2 separate regions of the Homo sapiens genome follow, and region 2 is linked to region 1. Evidence: read pairs that join two places in POLR2A ChIA-PET (ENCODE). Cell type or tissue: MCF 10A. All regions are shown on one strand. Each heading gives the region's core, and the rest is flanking DNA. Links, peaks and the distances in the headings are about the cores only.

Region 1 (10,314 bases), core at 1,526-9,525:
CTTAGCATTGTGTAATGTGGATCTCAATGTATGTAGAAGAAATATTTAAGGCCAATGTGCCATAAACAGGGAGGATAAAGGAGCTTAAAGGGAGGTCAGGTTTTTACACTTTTCTCAAACTGTTAAAATGTTTTAACTAGTGAAATAGTTCCATATCTTGATTGTAGTGGTGGTTACAGGAATCTAAACATGTGATAAAATAGCATAACACTACACACACTCATTGTATCAATATCAATTTTCTGGTATGATATTGTACTATCATTATGCAAGATGTAACTAACCACTGAGAGAAATGGAGTGAAGTGTGTATGGAACCACTCTGTAATTTTCTGTAAATCTATAATTATTTCAAAATAAAAAACATTTTTAAAACAGGTGACTGTTCTAGATTAAAAGACACTAAAGACTAATGCAATGTAAGAAGTTTTATTGGTTTCTGATTTTTAAAAATACAAGAGGTTGGAAAATTTGGAGAAACAAATATAGATGGAACATTTGATCATGAAATGATATAAAATTGTTAACTTTCTTTAGTGTCATAATAATGTGGTTATGTAGGATAATGTCTATTTCTAAGAGATATGTGCTGAAATATTTAGGGATGAAATATAATGAAGTGTGGAACTGACTTTCAAATGATTCAGAGAGAAAGACAGAGAGGGAAACAAATAGAATAAAACATTGTCAATTGTTGACTCTATGAGGATAATCTGAGGGTGTGTTTTGTACTATTCTTTCTATTATTCTGTATGTTTGCAAATTTTCATTTTTAAAAATGTTGGAAGGATAGATTGATGGATGACTGTGAGAAAGCAAGTATAGTAAAAGACCAATTGTGAAATCTAGGTGGTAATTGGCTGAAACATTTTCAAATATGAAAAAAGGCATAAACCTACAGACTAAGAATCTGAGAAAACCCCAAGGAGGATAAACTCAAAGAAATCCATTCTATGGATGCTCACTATAAAATTATTTCAATTTTTCTATATGCTTGGAAATTTTCAAATTAAAACATTTGGGGGTAAAGCTGAAGGAATGTATTACAACTGAATGCTTTCCCCAGCACTTCCAATCCTCCTTGGCCCAGTTAAATACACACTTATGACAATTAAAATAAAACTTATCCTTTGCTAGGGGCAAAAGCTTGCCCAGCTTTCTGGCTGGAAAAGCCCTAGCAATGTTTCATACTTTTCCCACAGAGGTAAAGCCCCAGCCCCTGCCATTGTCCCAACTGCCACGCTGAATTCCCAAGAGCACTACTGACTGTCATGGAGAGACAAATGTAACCATGGTCAGGGTGAACTCAAGGATAAGCTGGTCTTCCATGCAGCCACCGAAAATCCAAAGGAAGCAATGCCTCAGGTGAGCAGCCAAGGCCCAGGAGTGGTGAGAAGGGTGGTGAGGGTAAAGAGCCTAATGAATTTTGTGGGACATATAAACTGGGATCTTGGTCAGGTGTGACCGAAGTTGCTGTATTTATTATATTATTAAAAAGGTAAGTGATGTTACTGATTGAGACTTTAAGCTAAGTAAACATATTAAACATTCAAGAGTAAGCACTAAAGAAATTAAGCGAAAGCTTATCATTTTATTCAGAGGAAGTCAGAAAAGGGGCATTAAAACAGTTGGACAACTAGAAACATAAAGTGAGATGGTAGAAGATAACAGCAATATAGACATCACAATAAATGTAAATAGCTTAAACAGTCATACATGTATATGTGTGTACATATATATAATTTTTGTATATATGTATATATAATTTATATATCTTTGATGGAACTACAATAAGAAAATGACAGTTCCACCATCACGGCGGGAGTTTTTAATACACACTAAAGTGTCAGTTAGGAATTAACAGGTAAAGAAATCAAGACATTAAAGATTCTGGATATTAGTCCTTTGTCAGATGAGTAGGTTGCGAAAATTTTCTCCCATTTTGTAGGTTGCCTGTTCACTCTGATGGTAGTTTCTTTTGCTGTGCAGAAGCTCTTTAGTTTAATTAGATTCCATTTGTCAATTTTGGCTTTTGTTGCCATTGCTTTTGGTGTTTTAGACATGAAGTCCTTGCCCATGCCTATGTCCTGAATGGTAATGCCTAGGTTTTCTTCTAGGGTTTTTATGGTTTTAGGTCTAACGTTTAAGTCTTTAATCCATCTTGAATTAATTTTTGTATAAGGTGTAAGGAAGGGATCCAGTTTCAGCTTTCTACATATGGCTAGCCAGTTTTCCCAGCACCATTTATTAAAAAGAATATAGAAGATATGAACATTATAATTAAAAATATGGATCTTATGGATACATAGATCCCTCTGCTAATAATAACTCTTCTAGTATTTCCACCCATCTTAGAGTGTCCATGCTCAACTATTTCAGTGTCCAATGATCTCTCCAACGATAAGGTCATGGAGACTATTCCTTTTGGCTACAGCACAACACATGCTCTGGTCCTTGGCCTACCGTACACCAACAGGGAAATGCTATGTGTACTGTGAGATACCAAAGCAATTCTGAGCTCCGACTGCAAAGACATTCAGTTCTGGACCCAGGTTAATTAAGAAGTGGACCAAATGCCCAAGCAAATTTCAATATTTAAGGCAAAACCCAAATTCTCTGGAAGTTCATTTTCCCCCTCTGGTTGTCAGGAAGCTAAAGAGTCTAGCCATTCCTTCCCCATCTCCACTGGCTTTCTTCCATGCCCCCTATAAAGTTTATCATCTCATGCAACTGTCTACCTACAGGATCCAAGTGGTACCCACTCCTGCAAATGATAGAAAGAAATCCACCCCTTCCCTTGTCATGACAAAAACTCCTTATCTTATCTCACTAGCAAAAAAAGTTGAAACCAAACATTTAAAATGTATTAATTACGCTTTATACATCCCCAGAGACAGCTGTGCTGATGAGAGCCAACTCAGTGTTTGGAAAAGGGAAACAAAAACTTTCAACTCATTCATCCCTCCATCCCATTTTGGGGGGTTAATCCTTTCATATTCTAATCTCTGGAGCTGGAACTAGACTTAGCCAGGAAAAATGACCAAAAAAAATGGCAGCAAATTGCCAGGACTGGGTGACTGGGTGAGAGGACCATTCCTGCAGAAGTCCACATAAAGAACATTGTGTGGCCACTTTTTCTTTAGACTAGGATGCTCTAACACAAGTCAAAGAAAACAAATGGGTCAGGCATGGTGCCTCACGCCTGTAATCCCAGCACTTTGGGAGGCCAAGGTGGGAGGATCACTTGAGACCAGGAGTTCAAGACCAGTCTAAGCAACATAGCAAGAGCTCGTCTCTACACAAAAAAAGTAGAAAAAATTACCAGACGTGGTGGCACACACCTGTAGCCTTGCTACTCAGGAGGCTGAGGTGGGAGGACTGCTTGAGTCGGGGAGGTTGAGGATGCAATGAGTCCTGATCGCACCGCTGCAATCCAGCCTAGGCAACTGAGGGAGAACTTGTTTCAATCAATCAATCATAAGAAAACACAAATCCACAAGGAAGCTTTCACTCTGCAAGCCTGTGTTTAAGCACTTCCCTATCTTTGCAGTCACACTTGCCACATACGTACATAGGCTCCTTCCCCAGCTCCACACCTCAGTCGCCATAGGTTGTTTTTTAACTCCCTGGGTTCCACAAACGTGTGGTGAGTAGCGCTCTGACATAGGGCCATGACACATCATCCCAACCAAACATAACAATTTGTGAACTGATTAATCCATTGCTCCCTACGTCATTGAAAAAAGGCTTTTTGCCGGGGGTTTCAAGAAGTCCACCAGTTCAGTGATATTCTTCCTCTCTCATTTCATTTCAGGATGCCTCTGTTATAATAAAGATGGGGGTGGTATCTCCTGGGAATACAGTAGGTTGGGAGGCAGGCTACGTCAAAATGCTGAGAGGCATTTCTAAGCATCATCATCATCAACATTTACAAGGCCTTCATACATGCCAAAGTTGTTCTACAACACATTAGGGTAGTTTTTGGTTCAAGCAGTGAATACATTATTGGCAAAATGTGTATTACTTTTAACTCTACACAAAGTGAATGAGGTAGGTAGGAAAAGCCCTACCCCCATTATAGGAAGAAAACTGAGGCTAGTGAAGCACAGGGACTTCCCCAAAACTTGTGCTTGTCAGAAAAACCTAGAGCTGGGTCTTCTGGCCCTTCCCCTCAATGAAAGCACAGCTTCGAATTCTTTCTCTGCCACTGACATGAGATTTGTCTCCAACCTAGCATCTCAAGTCCGTAATGAATTTTTCATCTGAAACATATGCCAACTGGGCCCAACTACCAACTGGGCTCTAGAGACGGCCCAGGAAGTCGGGATGAACGGGTGGAGTGGGACACCAGGGCGTTCCACCGGGCTGAAGACCGTCTGAGAGCTCTACCTCAGAGAGGCTGCCCAAAAGAGCTGGGACCGCAGCGAACTTTCTGGCCTTGGGTAGGACCCGCCGCGCCACCCTCGCCAGCTCAGATCCCAGGGGCCTCTGTAGGACCGCGGCGCTGGACTGGGCACTCCAAGTCAAGGGCTCCAGCCCGCATTAGCCAAGCGCCACCCACTTTCTCGTCTGCATTTTCTGCCCACACATACGCCAACGGCTGGATGCGCCCGCCGGGCCAGTGTGCCCCTGAGTTTGTGATCCCCAAAAGCAAAACACTGAACTCCGCGACGATTTCCACGCACCGCCGTCAGCTTCCGGACTCCGGCACCAGCAGCACTGGCCTGCGAGTTCCTTTTGCGCCTGCGCGTGGCGCTTGCGCAGTGGGAGAGGAGGGCGGGGCCGCAGTGGGCGCGGCCATAGTGGGCGCAGAAGTGGGTGGGATGAGTACGCCGCGGCAACTGCTGCCCTGAAACCCCGCGGGCAGGGAGACCACTCTAAACCACTGATTCAAGAAGAGGACGCTGCAGGGCACCGCCCTTCACTCAGGACAGCTGCCAACGCTTCGGGTCTGCGGATCGTGTTAGTGGAGACGAACCGATTCGTGGCGCCTGCCTGGGCCGATTCGCGGGGCGGGGCGGGGCGGGGCTGAGAGGTGTGGATATGTTAGCCCGAGGCGGGGCCCATCTGTGACGTCACGAAGTTACGTAATGGAATGCCTCTGTGGACCTCATTCAAGCCTTGTGTTCCAGCCCGAGGCCTCTGTGACGTCACGGTGTCTGCGGGAGGAGACCATGACGTCACAGAGGCTTCGCGCTCTGAGAGGTGGGACGGGACTCTTTTGAGCCGGCTATGGGGACACCAAGATTCTAGGGGATTTAGGATATCAGGTCCTCAGGTTCTGGGAGCTGAGGTCACGTCAGGGAGTCCCAGAGCATCACATTGCGTCCCTCCCCACAATGTGAGCAGTGAATTCCGCGGCAAGGAAGTACGCGGGAAAACATTTTTTAGTGGGTCCCTAACCCCTAACTACACTCTGGAAATAGGGGGTAGAACCTGAAACACTCTCTCCCAGGAAGAAGCTCCTGCAAGCTGTTCTTTTCCCTGGAAGCACCTGATATCTTACCGGAGACAGCATCTGGCAGTTCCGGGCTGTGCCCAGGGTCTCTGGCACCTTCCGCCCTCCCTGCCCAAGAGGCTGTCCTAGGCCAGATAGCTTCCCCAGCCGTACACAAAAACTTCAGGCCTAGCAGCTTTGAGAAGGGCCCCAGCTGAACTCCACCTGGCCAGCACCATCGGCCTCTTTTTCTCCTGAAAAATAGCCCCAGCAACGCTGAGCGCCACACAGTCACTGGGACCAGCGAAGCTTATTGTGATGGGGGTCTGGAGAGGAGACAAGAGCTGGGACTTTCTAGAGATGCATTGGGGGAAAAATTGGGGCAGGCAAGGAAACCCACCCAACATTTCTGACCCTCTCAATTGCACTTTTTGTGCAACCCACACTGAGTATGAGCAGGAAACTGGGGCACTAGTTTCCAACCACATCAACCAACCACATCACCTGGGAATTGTAGCCTGGATAGGGTCGGATGGCCCACAGGCCCAGCCGGCCTTTCCACCTGTAGTTACTGTTTCTGCACAGTCTATGAATCACTAGAACAAGCTGCAGGGAGACGTGATCTCTGAGTCCACCGGGATAACAGCAAACATCAGTAGAGCAAATAGGGGCATTCTGAGAGGGCCAGGGAGTTGCTGCGCATCATCCTGTCCCACCCTCCATTCCCCATCCCCAATTTAAAATTCTGCACTGGAAATCTGTTATTTTGAGGATGCACACTTGATACTGACATTCAGTTGCAGACCTTGGACTGGGTGGGTTTTCACAGTGCTGGAGGTGGGGTGACCCAAAAAGGATTAACGTGGCTGGCAAACCTCCCCATTTCACCGCATTTGTAGCTTCCTGAGGCCCCGGGAACTGCAGAGGCTCGATCTTCAGGGAGGTGGAATGATGTGTTCTGGGAGGTGGAGGGATGTCAGGGGCTAGGGAAGAGCAGCCATAGACAACCCCAAGGATAGCATCCCAGAAAGAGCCAAGGGACTAGGAAGGGCACCCTGTGTGTGTGTGTGTTCACCCATGCACTCTGGTTGTTTTGGAGCAACCATGGCCCGCAGCCTCCTGGGGCTTCATAAAGAAACCAAGGAAGATTCTGCAGTTGACCCTAGTACAAGCTATGGTCAGGCACAAACCACACCACAACCTGCGTGCGCCGCTTGGGCGCAGACCGTCTACACCACCCGCAAACCTACTGGCTAGCCCCACTTCCACGCACTCAGAGGCCCCAGTTCTCAGGAATGGGGGCATAATCCTGGGCCGCGCGCGACCTTGTGAACTGCTTGGAAGAAGGATTGGGATAGTGCCCAACTAATGAAGATCCCTCAGACCAGACCAGACTCAGCAGCGCCCTGCCCCTCATCCACAGTGGGTCCTGGGGCCAGTCAAGATTTTGGGACCAAACACATAGATGCTTGGTGGTTTCGCGAGGTTGCGGGCAAGACCCCTTGAGGTGCCAAGTCCTGGGCCGCCCCTCCAGGGCTGGCCAGCAGGGGGCAGCGTGGCTCTGAGCGTGGAGGCCAGGGCTGGTCCGCGCCGGCAGGGCCAGCCTCCAGTGCCCAGTTGGGTTCCCGGGCCTCGAAGTTCTAGCCCGCACAGGACTCAGGAGCGTTCCCGGAGGAGGTGGGGATGGGGTGGTGAAAGCCCAGAGCGTTTTAACTTCTGCATCCCCTGCCGCTTTCTCAGCCAGCAGGGCCCGGCTTGAGGCTGGGATTTTTGGTGCCTGCAGCAGGGAAGCTTATAGTCCAGTTGTCATCCGCGGCCGCCGCGCTCCGGGCGCTGAAGCTGGAGAGGCCATCCTGCGCTTGGGAAAGGCCGCGGGCGCCACCGCCTGCGCGGTCCCGCGGTCAGGGCGCTGGAGCTGGGGGGAGCCCCGCCTTGCCCCAAGGAGAAGAGCCCCGGCGGCCTGGCTTCTAACTGTGGGAAAACTAGACACCCCAGGGAAGGTTCAGCTTATGGAAGGCGGACTCGAATTTTTCCTCCTAAGCGTCCCGGGCCTCCCAGGGCGCCCGCCCCCACCATTCCTGACAAGGCTTTAAAATTGTAGGGAATCTTCGCGGGTGCAGAGCCTCGATCCTAGGAGGGGACAAGTCCCAAGCAGAGAATTGTGTCTGAGGGACCCTAAGGGAGGGAGTGATGTTGGTTTGGGGTTCCGGGGAGGCAGCGGTCATTGTGTATTTGCACCCGAGTGTTGAGACCCGGGGAACGGGAAATATTACAGCTCTGAGGCTCTGTGAGGGCGGGTCCTTCCCACCCCAAAGCCAGAGGCCAGGAGGGAGGCCTTCGGTTAGGGTGGGGAAAGACATTCTCTTCTCTTCTTGCACCCTAAGCGATCTCAGCACCCAGAGACGCTGTCTCAGCACCCAGAGACTCTGGGATTTCTCACGGGCGGTTTTCTGCCTTCAGGCTTAGGTTCTTCGTAAACTCACAGCACTTTAGCGGTGAGGAGTGGGAAGGCTGAGACCCTATCCCTGAGGCGGAGGAGAAAAGTAGGAAAATCAATACATGGTGGGGCGGAGGCAGACCTAACCGGGAGAGAGGACGTTGCTCCACACATCTCAGCCCTGTCATCCTAATAAGACGGGGTGGTAGGAGGGGGACACGCTGGCGTCCAGCAGAGAAACCTGGTCCTCTCAAAGAGAGGACCCAACCGGTTTCCTGCGTTTAGGAGGGAAATTACCCATCCTGCAATGCCTGTAAAATAACCGTTTATTTAATAGTTAAAAAAAAAAAAAACTCCAGTGATAAATGTCCGTTACCGATGGTCAGCATAAAGTGCCAATCGCAATATAACGCCCGGCTCTTGGCTGGCTGCTCCCTCGCAGTGTCGCGGCAGCGGAGGCCGGGCCCCCTGCAGACCCCAGGCCCGAGGTCCCCGTCCCGCTCTCCTAGTCCCGGAGCCCACGGCCGCCAGCTGAGCTGCAAGAGCTGGGAGGGGGCTGCCCCGCGGTCCCTAGGGCAGGAGGCTGAAGCAGATACAGGGATTACACTTTTGCAGGCTCCGGGGGTGGGGGCAGGGGCGGGAGGAGGAGGTGGGAGCTGCCAGTGCTAAGGACTTCGTTGCCTCTCCTCTCTCCACTCACTCTCCGCAGTCAGAGTTACAAGCTTATATGGTCAAAGACAAAAATAAAAAAGAAAACGTATAAAATAACAATAGAAAAAGTAATACTTCTGGGAGAGGCGCCGCTGCGGCTCCGCGGAGCTTTCGTTCTTTTTTTAATGCAGTTTCCCTTCCGCCACGTGAGTACCGCCTTTTGGCCAAGAGTTTAGCCGCGTCCTAGGGGAGCAGCAGGGACGGTCGGGGTCGCGGCCCCGGGCGGGGCTCTGAAGTGCCGCGTGCGCCAGGGACCCAGGGGACAATGTTGGAGAGGTGGAAGGTCCCGAGCGAGCGCCTCTCCCGCTGCCCGCCAGAGTCAGGCTTCTGGTCCCTATGGAGGAGAGGGCCGCTGGGCCTAGGGTCCTTGTGACCCACAGGTTCTATTTAGCATTTGATCTTGGAGGTTTTGAGCTCCTTCACCTGTGAGTGTAGCGTCTTGTGGACAGCGAGAGTCCTGGACTGGCAGAATCCTTTCCCACACTCTTGACACTTGAAGGGCTTCTCTTTGGAGTGAATATATCTGAGGGCAGAAACAGAGAGTTCATCCTTGCAAAATGATGCAATGTTATAAACAGTTGCCCAAGATCCCCTCCCACTGCTGTGGGGCACTTGCCCTCAAAGGAAAAGTGTATAGTCAGGTACCAAGTGTGGATGGGACAAAATGTTAATTGGGGATGGAGTGGGGAGGTAAAGGAGATGCTTTAGCAAAGTCTGATCCTTAAACAGGTTCAGCCACCTGTTTAAGGTGCCTTCCTGGTGGGCAGGAGGGGCAAACTTGGCCTCCTTATAAGGTCAACACTGAAGATGAGTAAAGGGAGCTGGGGTCGGACAATTTGCTCGACCTGCGCTGTCGAAGATGGTAGCCGCTAGCATGTGTGCTTATTAAAATTAAAATTACTTAAAATTAAATAAAACTAAATTAGTTTCTCAGACATTTCAAATACTTAACTGTCACATGTGTCACATGTCACACCCCTGAGGATGGAGGAAGTGGGGCAGAGGAAGCTGTGTGCTTGTCTGGAGCTCACGGAGACCTCACTTAATCTTGGGTCCTCTTTATTCCCACATTTCCTGAACCCATGCTCCAAAACCTATCCCTGGATCTCCTAGGCTTTCCTTCTTGATTTTAAAGAATTCCCTGAAGCTCCAGAGGCTTGGAGCCAGTAGGGGGTCTCAAGAACCTCGTTAGGGAGAAAGATGGTGAGGCCAGAGGCAGAGAGCTCTCTCTTGCGCCACCCGCAGTGCCGCACCTGTGGTCTCGCAGGTGGTCTTGCCTCCGGAAGGCTTTGTGGCAGATGTCACAGGTGTAGGGCCGCTCGTCGGTGTGCGTCCGCTCATGGATAAGTAGGTTGTAGGACTTGGTGAAGTGGCGGCCACAGAACTTGCAGACGAATTCCTTCTTGGTCTTGGAAGGCAGACGTCCCCTTGTGGGCTTCTTTTCTGGAGACAGCTTGGTCACGTCGAGGAGGGCACCCAGCCCACCTGCAGGGGAGCCTGGGCCCTCCCCGCGACCGAGCTTGGCCGGATCTTCTTGCGTTGCTGCCAAGGCCAGGTTGGCAAAATCAAAGCGCGGCTTGGTCTTGAGCGCTGGAACGCTGCCTCCAGCGGTGATCTCGGGCTTGGGTTGAATGACATGAGGGAACCAGGGAAAGGCGGGCAGCTGGAAGCGCGCATCCACCAAGCTGGACACCGTGCCCGGCACTTTGGAGAAAGAAGAGCGCGGCAA
Region 2 (10,314 bases), core at 1,331-9,330, 120 kb before region 1:
AGATGTGAAGAAGCCCAGGCTAGCTTATATAAGAAAAGAAGCCATGTGCCCAGATGAGCACCCCAATAGCCAATAACCCATTCACCCTCAGAAGTACATTCATCAGGATACATGAGTGAGCCCAGACCAAATCAGCAACCCACAGAACCAAGAGCTCAATAAATGATTGCTAGTTTAAGCCTCTAAGTTCTGGAGTGGTTTGTTAAACAGCAATGCCTGATATCATCACATCCATAGGCGCTGGTTAGAAATGGAAACGGACATTAGAAGACCCCTACTGGAACTTTTTAAAACATATATTTTTATTTAAAAGGTAGCTTTACAATCATCTTTACTGTTTTTATTTTAAAATTGAAGAAATTTAGGGGCATAGCTTTTGTGAGAATTATGCCAGCTCACACATCTAGTTATTGGTAGAAATAATTCTAGAAATTTAGAACAATAAAACTATTTCCCAGTGTTCCCTGAGTGAAGCAAAGATACCTACATTTACCTATCTCATAGTAATCAGGTGATGTTTTCGTGACACTTTGAATGGAACTATCAATTGCCTTTGTCAATAAATGTCACTGGATTCTAGAAAATGTATTTTGATGATTCTCTTAAAGGAATGCAGACCCCACTCCTCACATGACATGCTGCCCCCATTTTAAATTAGAAGTATTTTCAATCTACTGGAGTGATTAGGAGTTGGGAGGCCTAAATTTAGGAAACACTGGTCCTAATCCTGTCTTCGTGAGTCATTGGTTCTCACTCTGCTCCTCAGCTTCCTCATCTGTGAAGTAATGGGGCTGGACTCAGTGACCTTTAAGGTCCTCACTATGCAACAGCATCACAAGCCCTTTATCTGGTAATTCTAAATGTTTGGAAACAAGGCCCAAAAGATAAATGCATTAAAAGTTTCTAGAGCCCAAAGGCCTGGTATTTACTTAGTAGATAGCCTGCTGCTTTTCCAAAATCCAAACAAAAGAAAATTTGGTTTACAGGTGTTTTTGTTATGGGTTGTTGTAGGTTATTCTTATAGAAATGAGACTCATACATCTCTTTTTTCTAAGGTTGCTTTTGTGTATGTTATGATCGTGCTTTTCCACAGTCATTAAATGCATTCTGTGACTTGAGTTGAAATGTATTCAAGCATCCACGTGAAAATAAAACCAGGCACATTGAAACCTCTATTGCGATATTTATCACTGACTGTGCTCACATGACTACAGAGCACCATAAAACCCTGGAGGGGTTACCTTCACTTAACTGCGTCCTTCTCTTTCACCAGCCATTTCTTATTGCAAACAGCTGCTTGGAAACGAAAAAACATTTTCTATTTCCAAGGGATCATTGTTGGCTCTCAAAGTACTTTGCTCGTTTTATTTAACCAATGTTTAAGTTTAATCAAATTCCTAATTCAAAAAATGAGCCAACCTTGCATTTTGAATCACTAGCTCCTGAGACTTGTGCATTTAAAATAGTATAAAAGGGATCAAATTCAAAAGCACATGAGAAAAGTGAAGTGTGTGGTTCTTATGTGTTCTGCTTACTCCTGTGATGTTTCTGGACCAGCTGGCCTCTGCCCACACAGGGGTTCTAAGGGCACCAACCAAGTCAGCTTATAGTGAAGGCTTCCTTGAGTTCTCATAGAGAGCCCATTCCAAATAACCTACCAAAACTGCATCAGCACCAAAGTAAGGGCAGAAAACAAGCTTCACATAAACTTTATTAGCACTCTTTATTATGAAATAAACTAGGCTTACACTTCTTTTGGAGGGGAAAATGATGAACACAAAAAACATACCGTATTTTTACTTACTAATGTGCACTTGTAAAATGCATGGCATGCTGCTTTACAGGCAGTAGCATATAAAATACTTTTTCCAGATGTGGATTCATAATTCTCCAAAGACTATAATAGTTATCATAAGATTTATGGAGGATAATTTATTAATCACATCTTTTTCTTTTAGAGATCTGTTGAGTAAGATGAAAGAGAACTTTAAAATGTCATTTTAACCGAAGGTAGACGGCATGATATCAAGTTACTCCTTTTGTTCAAATTATTTTTAATGACTTTATTTGTTTTATTGCCTCCACAAGTCAGTACCAACTTGGTGGTAATGATCTCTTCAGGAAATCTCTTAAGATTTTTAAAGTAAAATAGCATGGAGCTATTTTAAAAACTAAATGAACTGAACTGTGTGACTTGATTAGTGTTCATTTATTTGAGAAACACATGAGCTACTGAAGCTTATTTTTTTATAAGATTTGGAAGAGACAAATCTTGTGAAAACTGTAGCTCATTGAACATCCACACAGCTTCCTCAACAGGAACTTAGAAGCCCACTTGTATCTAAAGTACTGCAAGTAACACATTGTTAAATAAAATACACATTTCAAACATGGATCCATTTAATCTGGCTTAGATTATTAAAATACAGCTGTGCTAAATCCATATTGAGTAATCCATATTGAGTCACATGATGAGTAAAAATACCCAAATGACCCTCTTATTGTCATCACTTTATTTAAAGTAACTTTTGCTTAAAGCTTAATACTGCAAAAGAGAAAAAGAAAATTCTGCAATTCAGGGGGACTCATGGGTCCTAAAATCCCTTGTCCTCTCATACACCATGAAATCCCTTCCAAATCCCACTGCCCCCAGGCAGAGGCATTTACACTAGGCAATTGGCATAGATCATCATTGAATGAACAGTGGGCATACAGATTTTCGTTCATCCAGGCTCTTGCAACAACCAGAGTTTCTTTATCTGTACTATAAAGATAATATTTACTTTGCTGAGTTATCACAAGGGTTAAAATAAAATGATGCATGTAAGTCATCTACAGCCTGGCACATAGTATTCAATAAACAGGAACTATTGTAATTCTTGTGTGTACAAGTGTGTGAGGAGTTTGTTTTAATTTTGAAAGAGTAATATGGTCAAGCAGTATTTATTGACAGATTTAGAAATAAGGTGTGTAAAATTATTAGCAATCAGAAACAGAAACATATTGAATAACTACCACACGTAATCCACTGTTCTAGACTTTGAAAGGGGCACCAAAATATATGGGAAGCAATCTGTGTTCCAAATTATTCATAATCTAAGAGAGCTCTCTTACAAGTGCTGAGCATTTCAGCAGGATTTTAAACTGAAGGCATTATGATACCACAACACCAGAGGCAGGCCTGGGATGGGAGTGGCTGTTTCTATAGGAAGGGTATAGACAGTGCCTCCCAAAAGTCAAGCAAAGGCTGAGGATGGATGAGTAAGCTATGAAGACTGCATGCAAGTTGGGCTGGGATGGGTGTAAGAAGGTGAGGAGTCTAGAAAAAAAAAAAAAACTTAAGAGCATTTGATGTTTAAATTAACCTGGTAATCAGAGAGAAGTAAGACCAGGTGCACAGAAGAAGACCGATAAATTAAGAACCAGGCTAAGTTTCAGTGTAGAGATACAGGGCCTCTCTGAAAGCCTCAAAGCTGAGAGAAGGCCATAGTTAATACCAGTATCAATCCCAAAAAAGAAGATGTCTACATCTGGTGAATCTATGTGTCCCCAAGGCACCTTCTGAGGTGGTCCCTGCTGTGGCGGTTTCCCATTAGACAAGGAAGCCACCCCTGGAGGAGGCTGGAGAAGGCAGCCTGTGGAGAGCATGGTCCTTCCAGCTCCCCATCCCGCACACACCTCCACTGCCACGGACTCTGCCCTCTTTACATATCTGTCTGCACCACGAGACTGTTAGCTCCAAGATGACGGCAATTATTTTGTTTCTTCGAGATCATGGGCAGAGTCTGCAGTCAGGAGATGTCTGTTGAATGCTCTATTCTTGGCTGAAGAGCCAGTGGGAATAGCAATTGTCTAAAAGAGTATGTTTACAGGATTCTAATCTGTGTAGAAAGTGCCACAAAGAAAGGAAAAGGAGGAGAGAGCAATGGGAGTCTAAAGCCAACTTAGGACCCTGATGTGAAAACATTCCCCTAACACAGCTTTAGTTACTCTAAGAGCACAGCCTAGAAATGCTCTCTCTAGGGATGCTTTTTAGCCGGTAGTCAAGTGGCCATGAGGAGCTACTCAATACCAAACCAGACTGCATTTGGATCCTTTCTCAGCCCGAGGAAGAGCCAGGCAGGAACAACTCATGAGCTAGAGGCATGTACCCAGAGCTCCCACCTTGTACCCTGAGAGGCTGTGGGGGCGTGATGCTGCCTGAACCTTACAGCTGACAGAGCAGGAAACAAAGGAACATCCCTGAACCAGAGGGAAATGTTCTCTCCTGCTGGGCTAGCTGTACCCATTTGGAAAACAAATGAGTGCTCTGTGCACATGAGGTAACAGACTCTCCCTTGCCAGGATGGGGAAGTGCTCCCCAGGTCTGCGCTACTCAGCTTAACCTTGGGGGGAGACGTTCTAAAATGAGCCCAACATCTCTTCCAAGTCATTCCTACTCTTTTCTTAATAAATGCTTTTTATCTGAGCCTTGAACAACAATCAGAAGTTGACAGATCTGTGCAACAACAGAGAAGCCCCATGGGCTCCTCTCATAGAAGCAGTAAAAAGAGCCTCATAGGATAAGTCAAATAACAGCACTTTTTTAGTCAGTCCAATCCCAAGACCAAATTCCATGGCCCTGAATATGTGTGTTATATAAGTTCAGAGATAACAGACAGCAAAAGTTGGGTAGGTCTTCTCTGAGGAGGCGACATGACAGTGTTTTCTGGAGTAAAATTGCTGCAGAAGCAAGCCATGTGACATAGGGCTTTCTCCTTTTGCTAAGTTGGAGTCAGGTCATGGTGTGCCTGGAGTGGCTGCCAGTGGAGTTTACTAGACAGGGGGCATACACAGTTACAGATACATCGTCAGCACACAGACTCACCTTCCTTTTTCCAGCCTCATCTGTATCTGATGCCTCAGGAAAACAATACCTCACTCATATACCACACTTAATTTGTCTCAGGCGGTATTCCTAGTGCTTTGCACATAATAACTTAATGATTGCTCATAACAGCCCTGTGACTTATGCACTATTTTTATTTCCATTTTTACAAGTTAAAGTGCTATCAAGTTGGCAGACACCCTGATAGGGAATGTTTTATCTTCTAATAGGCAAATGTCTTTCAGAGCCCGGAATCTACAAAAAAAGCTAAGTCTCATTTTCATCTCTGTTGAAATCCAGATAGTCTCTAAAGTTTAAGAGAATAAATGGCATTTAACTCATTAGTCTGCAAACAACACCACTGTATATTCTATTCACCAGCTTAAAGTACAGAAGTCAGAGCAGAGGTGGGGGCTCAGGGCATAAATTTACCATCTGTGATGAAATGTAATCAGATCCGAGGAGTTTCCACTTTGAAGTCTTCCTGAATCTGTGTGGGTTACAGGTCTGAACATATCACCAGCTTTGACAGGTGGCTTTATTTTTCATTTCAAAGGGGGAGAAAGAAAGGCAAGAAAACCAAGGGAACACATGCACAGCAGAGCTTTGAATGTTGCCCTCTCCCTGCACCACCCGCCGACAATGCTCACAGAGGCACTTTTCCCCATTCAGGTCACAAGGTCAGAGGAGCAAAAGCAGTTGCACTTGAATCTGTCCAGGGTTTTGTCCTCCCAGGCATAGTACTGTGAAAGCAGCCTTTCTCCAGCTCAGGGTGCCCACCTTTCTCCTCAGCTCCTAGAGTGAGCACAAACTAGCCCCACATTTTGGCCAGTGCCCCTGGGGTCAGGCACCAACCAGATGGTGTCGACAAATAGAAGGGACTCACCTAGAGGAGTGGCTCTTGTCATCTCAGAGTGGGATGACCATGTTTTTAAAGGTTGACAGGCAGCTGCCCTTCAGAATCACTGAGTCCATGGACTGCTGGTTACAACACTGAGCCTATCTAACCAACACCCTCACATCCTAAGCAAGACAGCACAGAGAGGGCTGAGCACTGCCAATGGCTCCCTCTGGGTAGGTGACTATAAGACTTAAATCCTGCCTACTTCTGAAAGGATTATCTGCTATTTATGCATGACAATGGAGCAAAGCCGAGCCCTGAGTGTTGCCAGGGCAAATTCAGGCAAGCACAAGCTTGTCCTAGCCTGCCTAGTGCCTCCTGCCTGAAGACCTGAGGAAGTCCCTGGAAAGGCTGACAATCACCACATCCCGTAGCACAAAGACGCCCACCCAGTGGAGACAAGGGACACCCTTTACAAGGCAGTCCACTGGGTTGGGGAAGAAGTTTCTTCAGGGGAAATGGGTCTGGTACATGAGATCAGATCCGTCACCTGGCTTTGCAGAGAAGGGTAACTACCTGTATCCAGGAGAGGTGACACTCAGCTTATCTTCCAACCCAATGCACTTGCTCAGGGCCAGTGCCAGAGCCCTCAGGACAGAAGCTTAGAGGGTAAGTCTCTGAAATCCTGTAAGGCTAGAGATCCTGTATGACACTGAGGCCACAAAGCAGCATAACTCCTGAGCTGAGTGCTACAGGGACAGGATTTGGCTTCTTTAATACATGATGTTTATTAGACATTTTTTCTGACTACAAACGTAATACATGCTCATTACAGAAAGATTAGAGACAGTGGGAAATCACAAAGGGGAAAACAAAAGTCACCTGGAGTCTTACCACTCCGGGCAAGTGAATATTACATTTGCCCAAGTCCATTTTTTAAGCTGTGAATATATTTTTTAAGAAATAAAAATAAATACTGTTTTGTAGCCTGCCTTTTTCCTTAGCAATATCACAAGAAAACTTTCCTCCGTCTGTACGTACTCTTCCACATACGGGCTTAGTGTCTGCTTAACGTCCCACTGTGTATATGTGTATGTATTTGTGCAAACTTCTTGTTGATCACTGGCTTCATTTCATCTTTCTTGATACTATAAATGTTCACTGAAGTGACCATGGGTATGTTTCACTTTGTGTACACCTCTCAATCTATCCTTAGGATAATTTTTTAAAATACAGCTATATGAACAAAGGGTTGGCATTTCCTATTTTCAAGAATTTTATTACATATTTAAGCTTTGAAATAACTAGAAAAGTCCTTTCCAGATTGCTCAGTTGGTGCCCTTGGCTTCATAAAGATTGAAGGTGACTCTGTCTTCCGAGTTCTGGCAGCCTTCAGGTTGCTTTTAGAATCCAGTTCCTGCCCCCAAGTGAAGTTTGATTAATGTGCGATGTCATCACTCAGGGCAAACCTGTATCCCATGATTGATCTTCGCAAATGCCCCTCTGCACTTGGTAGTATTGCAAAGTGTTTCAGGGCATGGATTTGGGGGTCAGCTAGGCCTGGGTTTGGGTCTCTGCTTCTCATTATTTTGTGACACTGGGCAAATTACTTAATCTCTTTCATTTTCCACTGTTATTATTATTGCTAACTACTCACTCACCAGCCATCTTCACCCCTGCCCTGGATTGATAGTTTACAATGACATTCTTATTTTAGACTTGAGATAAGAGGTATGAGAAAAATTGATAATTTTCTGGGTAGCAAGTAATGAAACAGCAAGTAGGACTCAAGGCCAGGTGTGGTGGCTCACACCTGCAATCCCAGCATTTTGGGAGGCCGAGGCGGGTAGATCACTTGAGGCCAGAAATTCGAGACCAGCCTGGCCAACATGGTGAAACTCTGTCACTACTCAAAACACAAAAATTAGTCAGGCATGGTGGCAAGCACCTGTAATCCCAGCTACTTGAGAGGCTGAGGCAGGAGAATTGCTCAAAGCCGGGAGATGGAGGTTGGAGTGAGCTGAGGTCATGCCACTGCACTCCAGCCTGGGCAACAGAGTGAGACTGTCTCAAAAAAAAAAAAAAAAAAAAAAAGTCAAGAGTCAAGGGAAAAATCATCATTATCTTAGAAATCAACTAGCCCCAATCTCCTACGCTGTTTTGCAAATAGGAAAAGCAAGGGAGGAAAACTGGATTTTGGCACTGTTTCCAAGTTTCCATTAGAAGTTCTTGAACTCCAGCTTTTTTCTGACTGCCTCCCTACAGTATTATACAGCTCTCAGAAGCAATGAGAGCAGCAGAAAGTACATCACATTTCCCACACAGCTTATAGCATGAAAAGATGTAAGGTATTTGACTTGCAAAGGTCTTACGGGAAATAGTGGGAGAGAGTGAATCTCACCCCTGGGCAAGAGAGAGGCAGCTGAGCTCTGCCATTGGTACAACTGGTATTTTGTGGACCCTGCCTTCAAAGTAAGACAGGGGTTGGGTAAGGATATTGGGGTCACAGTAACAAAATGGGGGATATAAGCTAGAGAGTTACTCTTGAGTATCTATTGCTTCAGCTTCACCAGTCACTATAGGCTTGTGTGTCCTGGGAATCACCATTGAAAATGAAAATCAGTTAAACCTGTGGTTCTTGGACTTTGTGAACAATCACAAATCCTTCCAAGGAAATGTTGATATCTATGTCCTCTCTTCCCAGAAATTGTTGCAAATATATGGGGGCTTCATGAAAACCCATCCTATGATCCCAAGATAAAAACGCAATGTAAAGTAAGAATGACAATGGAATTAGGCACTGAGACAGGTTTAGCACAACAGCTGGGCTCTGATTTAAGTTTTAAGCACTCTGAACAACAAAAAAGGGAAAGTACATTGGTTTAATACCTATAAATCCAAAACATTTAAATCCATCTTTGGAGACACATTTATTTCTAAACTTAAATTCAAGGGAAAAAAATTATCACATATATTTTAATAGCACACAATCCAAAGTCTTCAACTTTGATCCTCTTTGTGCATTGAAATGCACCCTATGAAATAAAGAACATCCCTCTAATGACCTAATTAACTAGCATTCAAGGATAAGTAAAGATTCCTAGTGTCCAAGATCCCTTCTCCCTGGTAAAAGAGAATCCTGTAACTCATCATCAAGAATCCCTTTCCTAGGACATCAAGGCTAGGACCTGATTCAACACCCAGCACACTCACCCATTCATTCATTCATTCATTCATTCATTCATTCACAATGTTTTTCTCTAAGGGCCTTCTCTATGCCAGAAGTTGGATTAGGCATCTGCAACAGGAATTGATAGACAACAGATGAGTGAATAAGATATGGTCAGAAAGAGGCAAATTGGTGAGATGTGATCATGTTTACCTGTGAATCCTCATACGACTAGCAGCAAGTCTACGTTATAGAAGTGAGTTTCCGCGTACTGTGCGGAACTCTTGGCTTCATACCAGCCAGAAGCTCCTTAAAGGTCTGGCCATCGTGTCTATGATACCTGAAGTCCTGATGGTGTCACTGGGTGCTCAGTAAATACTTGCTTAGAGAAGGCTTCTCATCCTTTCTTGAATAGTCAGGTCTTTCCCTAAGCCTATGGATGTTCTGTTTGACCTCTTCCAGGGCTGGAATGGGCCTTGCTTAGTTCCAAGCCTGTTCCTTCTAGTGGGGCTGAGACAATGCTTCTCTTCCATTCCTGATTCTCAGTACTCCATGTGGCCTCCCTGTCACTAGGCACCAGCCAAGTCCTGCAGCAAGGGACCCAGACCAGCGCTGCTCATGCCTCTGACTTCTGCTCATGGTTTCTCAAAAGTAAGAGAATGTTACCAAAGCTTATCTTTCCTTTTCACTTTTAGCTTCACAGAAGAGTTACAAAGGTCATTCTTCCTCTCACTGGATGAAGCAGAGAGTGGGCCTGTGGCAATCAGGAGTCAGGTCATGACAATGACAGACTCTTCATGTTTTTTAAAATAAATATTGAAATTCCTTGTAGTCCCAGCTAGCTACTCAGGAGGCTGAGACATGAGGATTGCTTAAGCCCAGGAGTTAAAGTCCAGCCTGGGCAACATAGCAAGACATTGTCTAAAAATTTTTTTTCAAATGAAATTCCCATTTTAAAATAATATTTAAGGTAAATATTGAAATTATTAAATTAATAAGAATATTAAAACCTGATTTCATTAATGTAGTTTCCAGTTCTTTTTTTTTTTTTTTCTTTTGAGAATTTCACTCTTGTTGCCCAGGCTGGAGTGCAATGGTGTGATCTCGGCTCACTGCAACCTCTGCCTCCCGGATTCAAGCGATTCTCCTGCCTTGCCCTCCTGAATAGCTGGGATTACAGGCATGCACCACCACACCTGGCTAATTTTGTATTTTTACTAGAGATGGGGTTTCACCATGTTGATCAGGCTGGTCTCGAACTCCTGACCTGAAGTGATCTGCCCGCCTCAGCTTCCCAAAGTGCTGGGATTACAGTCATGAGGCACCACACCCGACCTCCTGTTCCTATTTTTAAGAAAAAGTTCCAATCTCTAGTTTCAGGTATTATACACCACAACTGTCATTCTGGATAAACTTTGAAAAAGCAGAACAATATTT

The links. ChIA-PET counts read pairs that join two places held together with the same protein. Peaks named below come from ENCODE experiments on the same cell type or tissue, not always from the same donor. Only the 100,000 strongest peaks of a DNase experiment are listed, where the experiment ranks them.
Region 2: POLR2A ChIA-PET joins it to region 1 with 10 read pairs; 5 of 35 experiments call an interaction of 5 or more read pairs at or near these places.

What each region holds. Positions count from the first base shown.
Region 1 is chr2:19,343,303-19,353,616 of GRCh38, forward strand. It overlaps OSR1 (odd-skipped related transcription factor 1), which reads right to left. Exons shown (of 3, transcript NM_145260.3): 2 at 9,839-10,314; 3 at 8,183-9,108. The coding sequence ends at 8,973. It overlaps MIR4757 (microRNA 4757), which reads left to right and starts at 5,127; the gene lies at 5,127-5,203. RefSeq lists enhancers at 4,225-4,284, 4,435-4,704, 4,755-4,884, 7,208-7,277. In MCF 10A, for the core only: a CTCF peak has its summit at 6,969 (motif pointing right); DNase peaks (open chromatin) are centred at 4,759 and 5,079.
Region 2 is chr2:19,222,890-19,233,203 of GRCh38, forward strand. No RefSeq gene overlaps it. Among named protein-coding and RNA genes, the nearest start is that of MIR4757, 120 kb to the right of the region's middle. RefSeq lists enhancers at 5,443-6,642, 5,727-6,273. In MCF 10A, for the core only: no CTCF peak of the experiment used is centred there; a DNase peak (open chromatin) is centred at 6,042.